Regions from separate parts of the Homo sapiens genome. Here region 2 is linked to region 1. Evidence: read pairs that join two places in POLR2A ChIA-PET (ENCODE). Cell type or tissue: OCI-LY7. All regions are shown on one strand. Each heading gives the region's core, and the rest is flanking DNA. Links, peaks and the distances in the headings are about the cores only.

What was found. ChIA-PET counts read pairs that join two places held together with the same protein. Peaks named below come from ENCODE experiments on the same cell type or tissue, not always from the same donor. Only the 100,000 strongest peaks of a DNase experiment are listed, where the experiment ranks them.
Region 2: POLR2A ChIA-PET joins it to region 1 with 7 read pairs; 1 of 35 experiments calls an interaction of 5 or more read pairs at or near these places.

What each region holds. Positions count from the first base shown.
Region 1 is chr3:121,815,126-121,822,984 of GRCh38, reverse strand. The region is part of intron 5 of IQCB1 (IQ motif containing B1); the gene reads left to right. Among named protein-coding and RNA genes, the nearest start is that of IQCB1, 16 kb to the left of the region's middle. In OCI-LY7, for the core only: no CTCF peak of the experiment used is centred there; no DNase peak of the experiment used is centred there; H3K27ac peaks cover 1,187 bases.
Region 2 is chr3:123,101,501-123,109,359 of GRCh38, reverse strand. It overlaps PDIA5 (protein disulfide isomerase family A member 5), which reads right to left. Exons shown (of 17, transcript NM_006810.4): 4 at 6,866-6,949; 5 at 6,564-6,609; 6 at 2,519-2,611. Among named protein-coding and RNA genes, the nearest start is that of PDIA5, 38 kb to the right of the region's middle. In OCI-LY7, for the core only: no CTCF peak of the experiment used is centred there; a DNase peak (open chromatin) is centred at 3,579.

The DNA.
Region 1 (7,859 bases), core at 1,119-6,118:
TTTGAGAGTCTTTTTATTATCTGTTTTTTCTCTGGGTCAAATTATCTGGGTCAAATTTTTCTGCTTCTTCACATCTCTGTTAATTTTTTGTTTTATAATGGTAACTGTGAATGACACATTGTAGAAATTCGTATCTTCCTCTGAAGACTTGAGAGCAGTTAAATTCTGGCAGATCAATTGTTCCTGTGGAGGCTTGGTTTTAGCCTTTCTTTGGAGAGGTTTACTTCAGTTTTGCCATTAGAGTATTGCCCTTAGTCCTGGTTCACAGTCCTTATACCTAAGGTGAGATCCTTCTGTGGTTTAAATGGAAAGCCCACCATGTTAACCCAGACCATCTGACTTGGAAGAACCTAAACTCCAAACTCTGTATACCCAGCACTAGGCAAAAGATGAAATTGCTGGTAATTTCTTTCAGCCTTTCAGCTGTAGATTCTTCTGGGCTCCGTGGAGCCTTTTCTCTCATATGTACAGTTTAAGAGTCAAGAATTCAATGGAAGTTTGTATATAGATTTTGAAGCTCTGTACTTTGTGGATCACTTCTTTAACTGTTCTGGCAGCCCCAAGCTCCAAATTCTGACTCCTCAGCCAAGTTATACTGCAACTTCTTATTTGAACTCTTTCCCTATGTTGATAAACACACACTGGGAAAAGCCAGGCATATTAGTCAGGTCTCTCCAGAAAAACAGAACCAATAGAAGATATATGGAGAGAGAGAAAGAAAGAGAAAGTGCTTGATTATAAGGAATTGGCAATTATGGAAGCTAACAAGTCCTGAGATTTGCAGTTGGTAAGCTAGAGACCCAGGAGAGCTGATGGTATAGTCTGAGTTTAAAGGCCTTAGAATCAGGAGAACTGATAGCATAGTGCTAGTCCAAATGCCAGCAGACTCGAGATCCATGAAGAAGCAGTGTTTCAGTTTGAGTCTGAAGTCAGGAAATACTGATGTCCCAACTCAAAGGCAGTCAGGCAAGAGGAATTTCCCTTTATGTGGGAGAGGGTCAATCTTTTGTTCTACTCAAGCCCTCAACTGATTGTATGAGGCCCACCCACATTAAGGAAAGCAATCTGCTTTACTCAGACTAAAAATTTAAATGTTAAACTCATCTAAAAATACCCTTACAGAAACACCCAGAATATCTTTGACAATCACACAAGATAAATTTAGATTTCAGTCAGTACATTTTATTTCAGGATCATGTCTGTGTGCCTTTGCTTGCTATCTAAAACCTTCAAACAGTTGCTTTTTATATTTTTTCCCGAGTTTATACATTTGGTCAGCAAAAGCTTAGGTCAACAAACTATGGCCTGTGGGCTAAATCCAGCTTATTTTTAAAAATTAAGTTGTATTGGAACACAGCTGCACCTATTTGTTTATATTATCCATGACTACTTTCACTATAGCCACAGAGTTCAGTAGTTTCTAGAGACTATAATGCCTAAAATATTTTCTGGCCCACAACTAACAGGAAAGTAAGTTCTATAAAGGGGAAGAGTAGGGAACAACCAATGTGAACAAGAGTGATTCCAAAAAGCTTTGTGGAGCCAATGGTACCTGGTCTATCTATCTCTAAAGCATGGATGAGATTTGGAAATATGAGGGCATTACAGGCAGCGGAAATGGACAAGACCAGGAAAGAGGAATAAGTATGACATCTTTGAGTCCCAGTGCAGATTCCTACCAGAGTTAGATAGAGTATTCTCATTCAGAAAGATTGAAGGCCAGATGCAGTGGCTCACGCCTGTATAATCCCAGCACTTTGGGAGGCTGAGATGGCAGGATCACTTGACCCCAGGAGTTCAAGACCAACCTGGGCAACATAGCAAGACCTAGCCAAGTGTGGTTGCACATGCCTGTCTTCCTAGCTACTCAGGAGGCTAAGGCAGGAGGATTGCTTGAGCCCAGGAGCTCACGGCTGCAGTGAGCTATGATCACGTCACCGCACACCAGCTTTGGCAACAGAGCAAGATCCTATCTCTTTAAAAAAAAAGAAAAAAAGAAAAAAAAGGAAAAAACAGAAAAAGTTTGAACTTGATTCTACGATAGTGAAGAGGCTTTTTTTTTTGAGGAGACATAAGAGTATGCTGGAGAGAGCGGAAGAAGAGACCATTTTAAATTATTGTAGTAAGCTAGAAGAACTAAGGTAATAAGTGTCTTGACTCACTATGACTTTGGAAAAATAGAGGGTCAAATGAAATATTAAGAAAAAAATTGTAAGAATATAAAAGGTGTACTATCAGACACTGCTTTTATACAGATAATATATAATATATTAATGATGAGTCTAAGTTGAGTCTAAGGTTTCAAGGCCCTACAGATGTTTAAGAGAAGTGATAAGCCAGAGGTAAAAACTGGGAAAAAGGATGCAATCCCTTTGAAGTTAGTTGCATTTTCAAGTGGAAATGTCTAGGATGGAATTGAAGTTGGATTGAGAGATCAGGACTATGGCTATAGGTTGGAAAGTCCTCTTATGAATGCTAATTAAAACTTTGAAGAGGAGCATACTAGAGGATGAGCTTTCCTAGGGATGTGGTGTAGAGATAATATCTGAAGGCTGTGTTCAGAGCCTTAGAGATGTCTGACATAGATGCAATGTATTTGGGCAAATTGAGGAATTATGGCTCAATATGCTAGATGGATGAAGAAAACTGAAGGCAAAGAAGTTGAGGCCATTTTTAATTTTTTAATAAATATTTGTCATCTCGAAGAGATGAATTTGCTAGGTGCTCTACCTGCCATTTAAATAATTTAAGTAGTGATGTCTAGTACATGGCCTCATGGTCTGTTCTGCATGGTATAATATGGTAGCCATTAACCCTGTGTATCAGTTGAGCAATTGAAATGTACCTTTGTAACTGAGACTGAAAATTTTATTTAATTTTAATTATTTTAAATTTAAAAATTGATGATCAATTCTGTTAGGAAACTTAAGTGTGTTTGGAACAACTTGAGTATGTGAATCTACTTTTACAACTGTAAGTTTTATAAAATCTAAATACATACCAAGAATTTCTAATGAAAATTTAGCCTCCAAGTAGAGATCTGCTCCAAGTATAAATATTCACCAGATTTCAAAGAAATACCAAAAATTTTTTATATATATTCCATGCTAAAAATGCTAATATAAAATATATTGTTATTTGTTTTACCTATTTCTTTTTACTCTTTAAAAACATTGCTACTAGAAAACTTAACATTATCTAGATGGCTCACATTATATTTCTATTGGATGGCAACACTATAGAGTTAGATTACTCATGAGTAAAAATCATTCAAAATTCAGCATGATATTTGTTTCAGGTATGCTCATTCTCTTAAAACAAGACTAATAAAGTTGAAAAAGCATAATTATTAATCATTAATTACTATGTTTAATAAGTACATAATTGGGTATAAGATATTAAAAATATGAATAACTAGATACTTTTAGGTACTTATTGCATTATTCTTTATGTCAGGGGTCCCCAGCCCCCAGGCCACAGACTAGTACTCATCCATGGCCTGTCAGAAACCCAGCCACACAGGAGGAAGTAAGTGACGGGCAAGTGAGTGAGCAAAGCTTCATCTGTATTTACAGCCACTCCCCATTGCTCACATTACCGCCTGAGCTCTGCCTCCTGTCAGATCAGCGGTAACATTAGATTCTCATAAGAGCATAAATCCTATTGTGAACTGTGCAGGTGAGGGATCTAGGTTGCAGGCTCATTATGAGAATCTAATGCCTGATGATTTGTCACTGTCTCCCATCACTCTCAGATGAGACTCTTTAGTTGCAGGAAAACACGCTCAGGGCTTCTACTGATTCTACATTATGGTGAGTTGTATAATTATTTCATTATGTATTACAATGTAATAATAATATAAATAAAGCACACAATAAATGTAATGGGCTTGAATCATCCCCAAAACATCCTTCCCCTTGACCCCCTAGTTCATGGAGAAATTATCTTCCATGAAACCGGTCCCTGGTGCAAAAAAGGTTAGAGACCACTGCTTTAAGTAATTTTAAACACAGTTCTCTAACTTTAAGTTGATTTTCCTTATTGAAAGGCGCTTTTAAAAGTTGCTGTTTGCTTCCACCCTCACAACATATTTCCAGTTTATTTACTTAGCTTCAGATTTAGGTCCTCTTAAGCTTTGTCTGAATGCCTAGCTTCTGACTGCCTTCTAAATTTAACTTTTTCTTCATTTACACACTGATTCTAGGTGCCTTTCTGGTTCTTATTCGTGGTCATCTTCTGACCTTTATTGCCTGCACCTGCATGCATTTGACATATAGATATTATAATCTCTCTTTTAAAATCTGTTCAGGTTTTTTTGGTAATACTTATCAATTATCAATCAGTCTCTTGCTTGTTTTCTTGTTTGTTTTTCCTAAAAGTGTTTACTCTCTCCTTTGGGCTCTATCTTCAAGTTGTCTAATAACTACAAGCTCACATGTCTTTAGTACTACCTTGACTTCTAGCTGCTGGGCCCTGCCCTAAGTCCGGTTTACTTACATGCTTCTCTCTTCTTTTGGCATCCCTGTTTGAAGACAGTTTCTTAGCTCCATATGGGGAATGTAGCAGGATTATTTTGCTCCAAGCTGTCATTTGATTTTTTAAAAAATGATATTTCCTCACTAGGTACCCGCAAGTGGGAATCCAAAAATAAGTAATGAGAAGAGTGGAACTGGGCATTAATGAATACATTATATTAATATGCAAACTATTTTTACCTTTTGACAGCAGAGGTTCATCTTAGAATTTATAAGAAGTGATAAGTCTACAAGGCTGAAACTCCTTTACCTTAGAAGAGTTCTTGGCTATATGTACATTTGGGCCTACTACTATATCAGAGCTTGAGCAGATTCACAACTGTTGTCAATTATGGACAGATATTAATAACTCAGTCACTTGACTTACTCTGTTCAGGCTGCTGTAACAAAATACCATAGACTTGGTGACTTAAAGACATTTATTTCTTATAGTTCTGGAGACTAAGAAGTCCAAGATCAAGAAGCCAACAGATCCACTTCCTCATGGGGCCCACTTCCTGGCTTGCAGACAGCCACTCTCTTGTGTGCTCACATGACCTCCTGCTTGTGTTTGTGTGGAGAGGGAGAGGGAGCTCTCTTGTCTCTTTCATGTCTTTTCCTTCTTTCTTTCTTTCTTATAAGGGCACTAATCCCATCCTGAGGACACCACCATCATGACCCAATCTACACCTCCAAAGTCTCCACCATCACATTAGAGGTTAGGGTTTCAACATATGAGTTTTCAGGGACACAAACAGTCCATAATGATCACCAGGTTATATTAAGTTCTATTTATGGTGCTTTGAGTATATAAAGAATAGACACAGTCTTACATTTAAGGAATTCCCAGGCTAATAGAGTAGAAAAGGTCTTAGCCATTTTTAATAGAAAACCTAAAATAGATGTATTTTTAGTTTAAGAATTTTTCTTTAATTAGAAGAATGAAATTGAATGAGAGGTATAATAGTACAGACAACCTGCTGCTTTGAGTATAAGAAATACTGTTGGCAGACAATTTCTTTTTCTTTTCTTTTCTTTTTTTTTTATTATACTTTCAGTTCTGGGATATATGTGCTGGATGTCCAGGTTTGTTACATGGGTATACATGTGCCATGGTGGTTTGCTGTACCCATCAACTCGTCATGTAGGTTTTAAGCCCTGCATGCATTAGGTATTTGTCCTAATGCTATCCCTCCCCTTGCTCCCTACCCCCTGACAGGCCACAGTGTGTGATGTTCCCCTCCCTGTGTCCATGTGTTCTCATTGTTCAACTCCCGCTTATGAGTGAGAACATGCAGTGTTTGGTTTTCTGTTCCTGTGTTAGTTTGCTGAGAATGATGGTTTCCACCTTCATCCATGTCCCTGCAAAGGACATGAACTCATTCTTTTTTATGGCTGCATAGTATTCCATGGTGTATATGTGCCACATTTCTTTGTCCAATCTATCATTGATGGGCATTTGGTTTGGTTCCAAGACTTTGCTGTTGTAAATAGTGCTGCAGTAAACATACGTGTGCATGTGTCTTTATAGTAGAATGATTTATAATCCTTTGGGTATATATCCAGTAATGGAATAGCTGGGTCAAATGGTATTTCTGATTCTAGATCCTTGAGCAGTCGCCACACTGTCTTCCACAGTGGTTGAACTTACATTCCCACCAACAGTGTAAAAGCGTTCCTATTTCTCCACATCCTCTCCAGCATCTGTTGTTTCCTGACTTTTTAATGATCGCCACTCTAACTGGAGTGAGAGGGTATCTCATTGTGGTTTTGATTTGCATTTCTCTAGTGACCAGTAATGATGAGCTTTTTTTCATATGTTTGTTGGCCCCATAGATGCCTTCTTTTGAGAAGTGTCTATTCATATCCTTCACCCACTTTTTGATGGTTTTTTTTCTTGTAAATTTGTTTAAGTTCCTTTTAGATTCTTGATATTTGACCTTCATCAGATGGGTAGATTGCAAAAATTTTTTCCTATTCTGTAGGTTGCCTGTTCACTCTGATGATAGTTTCTTTTGCCATGCAGAAGCTCTTTAGTTTAATTAGATTCCATTTGTCTATTTTGGCTTTTGCTGCAATTGCTTTTTGTGTTTTAGCCATGAAATCTTTGCCTATGCCTATGTCCTGAATGGTATTGCCTAGGTTTTCTTCTAGGGTTTGTATGGTTTTAGGTCTTATGTGTAAGTCTTTAATCCATCTTGAGTTAATTTTCATATAAGATGTAAGGAAGGGGTCCAGTTTCAGTTTTCTGCGTATGGCTAGCCAGTTTTCCCAGCACCATTTATTAAATAGGGAATCCTTTCCCTATTTCTTGTTTTTGTCAGGTTTGTCAAAGATCAGATGGTTGTAGATGTGTGGTGTTATTTCTGAGGCCTCTGTTCTGTTCCATTGGTCTATATATGTGTTTTGATACCAGTACCATGCTGTTTTGGTTATTGTAGCCTTGTATAGTTTGAAGTCAGGTAGCATGATGCCTCCAGCTTTGTTCTTTTTGCTTAGGATTGTCTTGGCTATACGGGCTCTTTTTTTTTTTTTTTTTTTTGGTTCCACATGAAATGTAAAGTAGTTTTTTCTAAATCTGTGAAGAAAGTCAATGGTAGTTTGATGGAAATAGCATTGAATCTATAAATTACTTTGGGCAGTATGGCCATCTTCACGATATTGATTCTTTCTATCCATAAGCATGGAATTTTTTTTCCATTTGTTTGTGTCCTCTGTTATTTCCTTGAGCAGTGTTTTGTAGTTATCCTTGAAGAGGTCCTTCATGTCCCTTGTAAGTTGTATTCCTAGGTATTTTATTCTGTTTGTAGCAATTGTGAATGGGAATTCACTTATGATTTGTCTCTGTGTTTGTCTATCATTGGTGTATAGGAATGCTTGTGATTTTTGCAGATTGGTTTTGTATCTTGAGACTTTGCTGAAGTTGCTTATCAGCTTAAGGAGGTTTTGGGCTGAGACGATGGGGTTTTCTAAATATACAGTCATATCATCTGCAATCAGAGACAATTTGACTTTCTCTCTTCCTATTCGAATACACTTTCTTTCTCCTGCCTGATTGCCCTGGCCAGAACATCCAATACTATGTTGAATAGGGGTGGAGAGAGTGGGCATCTTTGTCTTGTGCTGGTTTTCTAAGGGAATGCTTCCAGCTTTTGCCCATTCAGTGTGATGTTGGCTGTGGGTTTCTCATAAATAGTTATTATTGTTTTGAGATATGTTCCATCGATACCTAGTTCATTGAGAGTTTTTAGCATGAATGGGGTGTTGAATTTTATTGGCGGCCTTTTCTGCATCTATTGAAATAATCATGTGATTTTTGTCATTGGTTCTGTTTATGTGATGGAT
Region 2 (7,859 bases), core at 1,545-6,544, 1.3 Mb before region 1:
CTATAGCAATTTGGTTTCATACCCTGAGTAGTAACAGATATTACATTCAAAGATGCTTAATTACCTTCACAAAGTATGAAATTCCAAGCCTACAAATTGAATCAGCAATTCAAACTTGAATTTGGAACTTTTCATTATTTATGTGGACATTCTATTAGCAGAGAACCAGCTATACTTCTTATTTCCATAGGAGAGAAAAGAGCACAAAGCAGAACAAGAGGATTCCCTACAGGTGTGAAAGAAATATTTCCGCTTGATATTCCTACAGTTACAGAAGAACAACCTTAGGAAGGTCAGGACATTGTGTCTGGGGGAGGAAGGCACCAGGCAATCACTTTCCAGAGAAGCTATCAACATTCATCATTACAGGAGCAGCACTCCGTTTAGGCTGTTTGTATTTCCATGGGTCTAGGCACATGTGCCACTCTCTCCTGGCACTTGCCCCTCTTTCCCTGCCCCCACATGCTTTTTTTTGAGAAGGAGTCTCGCCCTGTCACCCAGGCTGGAGTGCAATGGCATGATCTCGGCTCACTGCAACCTCTGCCTCCCAGATTCAAGCAATTCTCCTGCCTCAGTCTCCCGAGTAGCTGGGATTACAGGCAGATGCCACCATGCCTGGCTAATTTTTTTATCTTTAGTAGAGACGGAGTTTCACCATGTTGGCCAGGCTGGTCTCAAACTCCTGACCTTGTGATCCACCCGCCTCGGCCTCCCAAAGTGCTGGGATTACAGGCGTGAGCCAGTGCCGGGCCCACATGCTTTTTAAAAAGACATCTTTAAGGCCGGGCACAGTGGCTCACGCCTGTAATCTCAGTACTTTGGGAGGCCGAGGCGGGTGGATCACTTGAGGTCAGGAGTTCAAGACCAGCCTGACCAACATGGTGAAAACCCATGTCTACTAAAGTACAAAAATTAACCAGGCATGGTGGCACACACCTGTAATCCCAGCTACTCAGGAGGCCAAGGTACGAGAATCGCTTGAACCCCAGAGGCAGAGGCTGCAGTGAGCCAAGATCACGCTACTGCACTCCAGCCTGGGTGACAAAGTAAGACTCTGTCTCAAAAAAAAAAAAAAAAAGACATCTTCAAGATGACAATACTGGCTCTTTGTATCCCAGAGAATGTTGTGCCCAGTCCTTAATTTGAATCACCACTGATCCACTAGGTTGGCTCACAATGATGACATATTTTACCTTCCTCCAGAAGGTTAAAAAAAGGCATCATTTTCTTCTGGGCCAACAAGCATTAAGAGTACAGTCAATAGGCAAGTTACAGAGGCCCATGCCCGTAATCCCAGCACTTTGGGAGGCTGAGGCAGGAGGATTGCTTGAGGATAGATGTTCAAGACCAGCTTGGGCAACAGTGATAGCCCATCACTACAAAAAATATAAAAACTAGCCAGGCATGGTGGCATGTGCCTGTAGTCCCACTTACTTAGGAGGTCGAAGCAGGATTGCTTGAGCCCAGGAATTCAAGGTTACAGTGAGCTATGATCACAACACTGTACTCCTCCAGCCTGGGTGACAGAGCGAGATCCTGTCTCTAAAAACAAAAAAAGTCAACAATTTTAAAGGAAAGGGGAGAGGAGGAAGAGAAAGATGAAAGCTATGTTTTATTTTATTGAGATAGGAATGAACCCTCTCCCTCTACCTACAAAAAGCACTGCTTGCCTCACAGACCATCTGGACTATCACAGAGAAGTTCTTGCCCATCCCAAGTGAAGGCATCATACAAACACGGATGCACATGGCTAAAGATGCACATTCAGGTCAGGTGGGCAGGCTGTGGATGGAGGGGCAATGTGTGTCACAGCTTTTGCATTCTTTATTTTTTTAGAGATGGGGGTCTCACTATGTTGACCAGGCTACCCTTGAACTCCTGGGCTCAAGCGATCCTCCTGCCTCGGCCTCCTGAGTAGCTGGGATCACAGGCACCCGCTACCACAACCGGCCTGTCATAGCTTTTGTTAAATACTTAAGAACTAATAAACACCATAATCTAGATCTACCCTTCTACCTCCACCCCTGGCCAAATTTGGAAATTGAAGCATAAGAAGGTAAATAATTGGTTGAAAGCTATAGAATGACCCAGAATTGTAGAGATCTGCCTCAAGTCTCTGGAAATCTAACCCAAATCTCTAAGGTTATTCTTTAAAAAAACAAAACAAAAACAAAAAAACAAGATGTAAAGCCAATCCTAACAACATCTGGATTACACAATAGAGAGAGAACATTTAAATCTACATTAATGTATGGAAAATCTAAACGTGTTCAAATGCATTAAATAAGGAAGGTGAAGAATGGAGAAAATTCTCAGGCAACCTGTGATCACCGCTGGTTACAACATGGAGCTGGGAAGGGGAGTCAAATATTAGGGTCCTGGCCTAGCTTCCCTAGAGGAAAAGTACAAGTGATCCTGGAATAGTCCCATTTCTCAGTTCGTTGGGCTCCTTTCCTTGGGAGGCCCTGGTACCAGGGAAGCTTCCAGCATCCATCAGAACTGACGGGGAATACATTACCTTTTCACTGTCAAGGTGGACAACATCTTTGGCTCCAGGATCTTCCTCCCACAGTGGGGGCCCTTTTGGATCCTTCAAAAAGGCCACTATGGACTGAGGGAAAAAAAAGAGAAGAGAAAATGCATTTTAGCCCTGAAAAGAGGGAGGTGGGGGAATCAGGAACCTGTCCTCTTTCCCTGCCTGGAGACCTGGGCACACCAGCTGCTGAGCTCAGGACTGCATGTGGCATAAGCTTGGAGGGTGTGTTATTTCCGCTGTCCACTGACATCATGGATAAGTGCCCAAAAATGCACCTCCACCACTCCCATCGGGCTTTTTCAATCACAAGACACCTTGCTCACTCCAGCCAGGTAGTCCATGCCTACTATGCATCTTCAAGGACAAAAAAGAGAAAATTTGAGACAATGAGTTGGCTTATTCAAACCAGAGACATACTAGTGCTTCTACTAAATCTCATCTCCTCCAAGAAGTCTTTCTGACTAATGGAATAATGGTCTCAGTCTTGTCCAAAGGAGACATTTCCACATTCCTGCAGCCACTAAAACTGTCATCCCATAAGCAGATCATCATACCTACTTATGACCTGCTTGGTATTTCATGATCTAAACTGGTTTTGGAGTGGATTAAATCCTGATTATCCGCCTCTGTATATGAATGAGTGAGGTCCAGGCTGGGAAGCCCCCAGGGCAGGGTGGGCACCAATGTGGCCTCACCCTTGTTGCTATACTTCTCATGCTGGGGCCCCTCTTCTAGACTGCCTGGATTGAAGATCTGACCAAGTTCTTACAGATAAAGGGCTTCGCTGGCCTTTGTTATGTGTACAATGACTCAAATCTCCACTCCCTGTGGGGAAGATGCACAGGGGCAGGGAAGAGTGGCACTGTCCTTCCACCCTCCTCTGTATCCTCTGCCACTCTCACTGGTCCAGGGCAGAAGCAGCATTCCCTTTCCCTTCAGTCACTCAGAGACGGTGCTCAAAGTCTGAGAGCCAGGATCAGGAACCAGACCCCAGCCAGATTCTGTTACTTCTGTCAACTTTGACCACGCTCCAGCGAGCAGATGCTGAACTGAGAGTGTATGTGTGTGTGTGTGTGTGTGTGTGCGTGTGTGTGGCCTGAGATGAGAAAGGGAAGTGCCCTTCTATAATAGTAAGGGTGTGCATTCAGCCCATCCACTGGTCACACACGGAGAGGACCTTATTATTTCTGGAAACTCTATTTGGAAAGAACTACTACGGGAGAATGGGAGACAGCCAAGACTTCATAGGATTTCATTCAGGTAGTGCTTCCTGCCTGTCCAAGTGGAGCTGTGAAACGCCTCCTGGCAAAAGAACAGCCATTTCTGCCACAGCAAAAGGCGGATCCACCCTTTCTCAGTCCCTTGTCAAGGCTTTGCCATGACAACATAAGGAACTATGGAATTGGCAGGGTCTTCCCGACACCCACACTCACCCACAGCTGCAGAGGCACCTGTCCACCAGGCCATGTGAGAAAGATGCTGGTAGGCACCCACCTGCCTGGGGTTCCAGAAATACCTGGTGCAGGGGTTCTTAATCTAGGGTGCACAAGGGACTTCAGGAGTCGGTGAAGCCCCAGACTCATGTGAAAACATTGACTTTGATTTGTATGCACACACGCTTTCAGGGAGAAGGTCTGGAGTTCAGTAGGTGCTCAGTGGGATCAGGACTCCAGAACAAGTTAGGAACTGCTTGCTCTGGGGGGTGTCCTGGCCCCACGCCCAGCCCTCCTCCCCCTTCTCCACCTCAGCATCAAGAAAAAAAGATAGCAGTGGATGGAAAAAGGAGATAAATGGCCTTTTAACGTAACAACTGACATGTTCGTACACACAACCTTGTTTTTCAGGTGAGGATTATTCTCACTTAACTGAAGCTGAATAACCCCACCCATAGGTTCTCTCCAAGTTGATCTAACTGGACAAGACCTCAGGGCAAAAGTCTGCAGGGAGCAGCACCTGGAAGCCCACCCTCAACTGTCCTATTCTGGGTGCTCTGAGTCCCAGGCACTGTCTGACACCACATCTGGCCTTCATAGCTGTAATCCTGGCTCACAGCTACTGGGCCCTGAGGTCATCAGTGAGTCATCTGAATCCAGACTGCCAGGCACCTCTGGCCCTTACCACTTCTATAGTAAGGATTTGGGGAGTATGTGCTAACAAGGAAAGGGCAGCTTAAAGGGGACATTCCCCACTTCGAGTTTCCTATTCTTTGCCAGTGGGGAGATAAGTTCTCACTTAACTGGCCTATGACCTCTCTAGGTGCCGTGGCACAGCGTCTGTGACCAGGCTTCTGCCCAACCATGCGGGTTGACAAAAACCACAGCCAGAACATGGGCCTGCAGGTGATGGGCCCCTCCTGTCGGGGGGTCCTCCATCTCTCTGGAGTCAGGGTCCCAGGAGAAACCCTGAATGGAAAGTTAATTAGTGACTGAGGTGGGCTCTGATCTCAGCTGTCTCAAGCTGAAAAAGCAGAAGCCATCAGCAGTCAGGGAACTGTCCTGTCCCCTTCCCTCTGCCCTGAAGAACTCCAGGGATTCTGCCCCAGTCCTGCTTGGGGATGCTGGGACTAAGAGTGCCCTCTCTCCAACTGAAACTGAAGACTCTGGCCCCGTACGATGCTCAGCCACTTCTTCACCTTGTTGATGCCTAAATCACGGGAAGGTCAAGAGAACGCTGACCTCACACGTCTGGTCTTTGTAAGAAGTGGGGCGAAGCCAGGATTCTGCCTCTCCCACCCAGACACCCAGTGGCATGCTGGGGCCACCTGGGCTCCTTGCTTCTTCTCTGCTACCACAATTATGAGGAGCCGCTCAGAACTCCCTGCTCCATAAGCCCAAGACAGATTCCTCAGAGGTCCCGGTTAAACATAAAATATACACAGCCTTCAATAACAAAACAAAACTCCAGCCCTCTTTCCATCATTGCATAAGCACTTCCCCCATCCCACCCAACTAAATCTTGTTCCTGGGGAACATGTGTTCTCTCCAAGAACTTCGGTTGACGTCTTAACATAGAATAAGAAGGGCTGAGCAACTCTAGTTGGAAGAACTTTCTAAGTGTCTAAGTAGGTGTTAAGGTGATGAGTAATCAGGCTGAGTCCCTATATAAGGTGAACGCTGTAGCAATTTAAAAAAAGAATGAGTGTTAGTGGATAAGCAAGAATGACCTGGAGAGATGGTGGGGAGAGACAGAGGGAGAAGGAAGGGCAGAGGGAGAGGGACACTGACAGCTGCACAGACAGATGGACAGATAGGAAAAATGGAAGAGACACAGATGGAGAAAGAGGGACAGATGAAGAGACAGGAGCACAGGGTCCAACCCCGTGTGGGAAACAGGAGGGTTAGGAAGTGAGTTCAAACACGTCAGGACCAGGAGAAATGTATGGCTTCAGCCAGCGCAGGACCAGAAAACAGAAGACAGGCTGGAGGAAGGGAATCCTGACCCTGAAGGAGGAGAGTTGCAGTTCAGGAGGACTAAGGGCTGGGGCAGCCGCTTTGTGATTACAAAGCATGTATAGATTACAGGATCTCATATTTCTTTCCATTTATGCTTTTCCATCTACTTCTAAATTGGATTGATAGCAGGGAACTCCTCAATGATACCCATATCTCATCTGGAACAAGCTGCATCAGCCCAAAGGTGTCAACCTGCCCATGTGCAATACCCTGTGCTAACCTGGGCATCCAGCCTGAGGGTGGCCACTACCACAGAGATGAGGGGAGGACTTTGAAGCTACAACGAAATGAGGCCCAGGCCTTTGGCAAAGAGAGAGGTGACATCACCTGCCTTACTGGACAACTGCTGATACATTCACAAACCTATTTCCAAAGCTGGGTCAATCTGTTGTGTTAAGAGCTACAAACTTTTCCACATATTCTGCTGACATATGCTCTAGAGATAAGAATCTCTCAGGTCATTTAGAAGAGCTATTTGTGCAATCTGCCCTTTCTTTTCTCAGAGAGAAAACCTGCCAGACTTTGGGCGTCCATTTAGACTCCACCATTGCTGAGAACAAGGGAGGTAAATTTACCTTAAATGTCACAGCTCGGTTATATTCAGTATGAAATGCACCATCCCTGTCAAATGAGGAGAAAAATGTGTTAACTTTAAGAATGGTTGTGAAGATACATACCTTTGGTTTCCTGCAGCATCTTAATAAGATTCAGCTTTTGAACGGAGTTCAGGATTTTTTTTTAAAAGAAATAATTGTAAACACAGGAAGAAAACCATTCTGAAATAAAATTAATCTAACTAAAAATTGCTGTTCGCTGAAAATACCAATGAAAGCATTTGGCACTTACTTGGAAATTGGAAATGCCCATGTGTACTTACTGGTAATGGAATAATTCAACCTTTTTGTCCTTCGGGCTCAGGTCAACTTTCATCTTCTTGCACAATTTTCTACTCTCTGCATCACTGGAAGACACAAATGTTGGGAACCATTTATTACCTGAAGTCCTCACAAAGGTGTTGACAGCAAAATCTGCTGGTGTCCTAAGAAATAAGTCAGGTAACTTGGAATTCTCAATAGCAGATGAAGGCCTTACTATAGATGGGCTGTGAGAGCTAGAGGGTGGAGACTAACTAGCAGGCTAGGGGCTGATCAAGAAAGACAGAGGCTGGGCGTGGGGGCTCACGCCTATAATCCCAGCACTTTGGGAGGCCAAGGCAGGCAGATCACCTGAGGTCAGGAGTTCGAGACCAGCCTGGCCAACATGGTGAAACCCCGTCTCTACTAAAAATACAAAAATTAGCCAGGTGTGGTGGTACGTGCCTGTAATCCCAGCTACTCAGGAGGCTGAGGCAGGAGAATCGCTTGAACCCAGGAGGCAGAGGTTGCAGTGAGCCAAGATCATGCCACTGCACTCCAGCCTGAGCAACAGAAAGAGACTCCATCTCAAAAAAAAAAAAAAAAAAAAAGCAAGAAAGAAAGGAAAGGAAGGGGAAAAGCAGACAGGAGCATGTGTGTCACAACTTGTGGGTGGCAACACAGACAGGTCCAGACAAAGGAGGTGACCCAGAAGCTTAGTGGGTGGACAGCCCATGGTAACAAGAAAATAAACTCCAATCCTGGCCGTTCTTTAGAATTATCAGGCAAGTTTTTAAAAAGATGGATGCCCTGGCCTTCCCCTGATTATCAATTTGGAATCTCTGTTGGGGGTGGACAAGCAAGATTTTTGTTTTTGGAGCTCTGACATAGGCTATCTGCTATATACTACGTGACCAAGGTAAGAGGAAAACATGCTACCATGTTGAAGAAGTTATGAAATCTGGCCAGGTATTGACAAAAGACAAAAGGAGAAAGGGCCAGGCTGTGGTTAAAGGA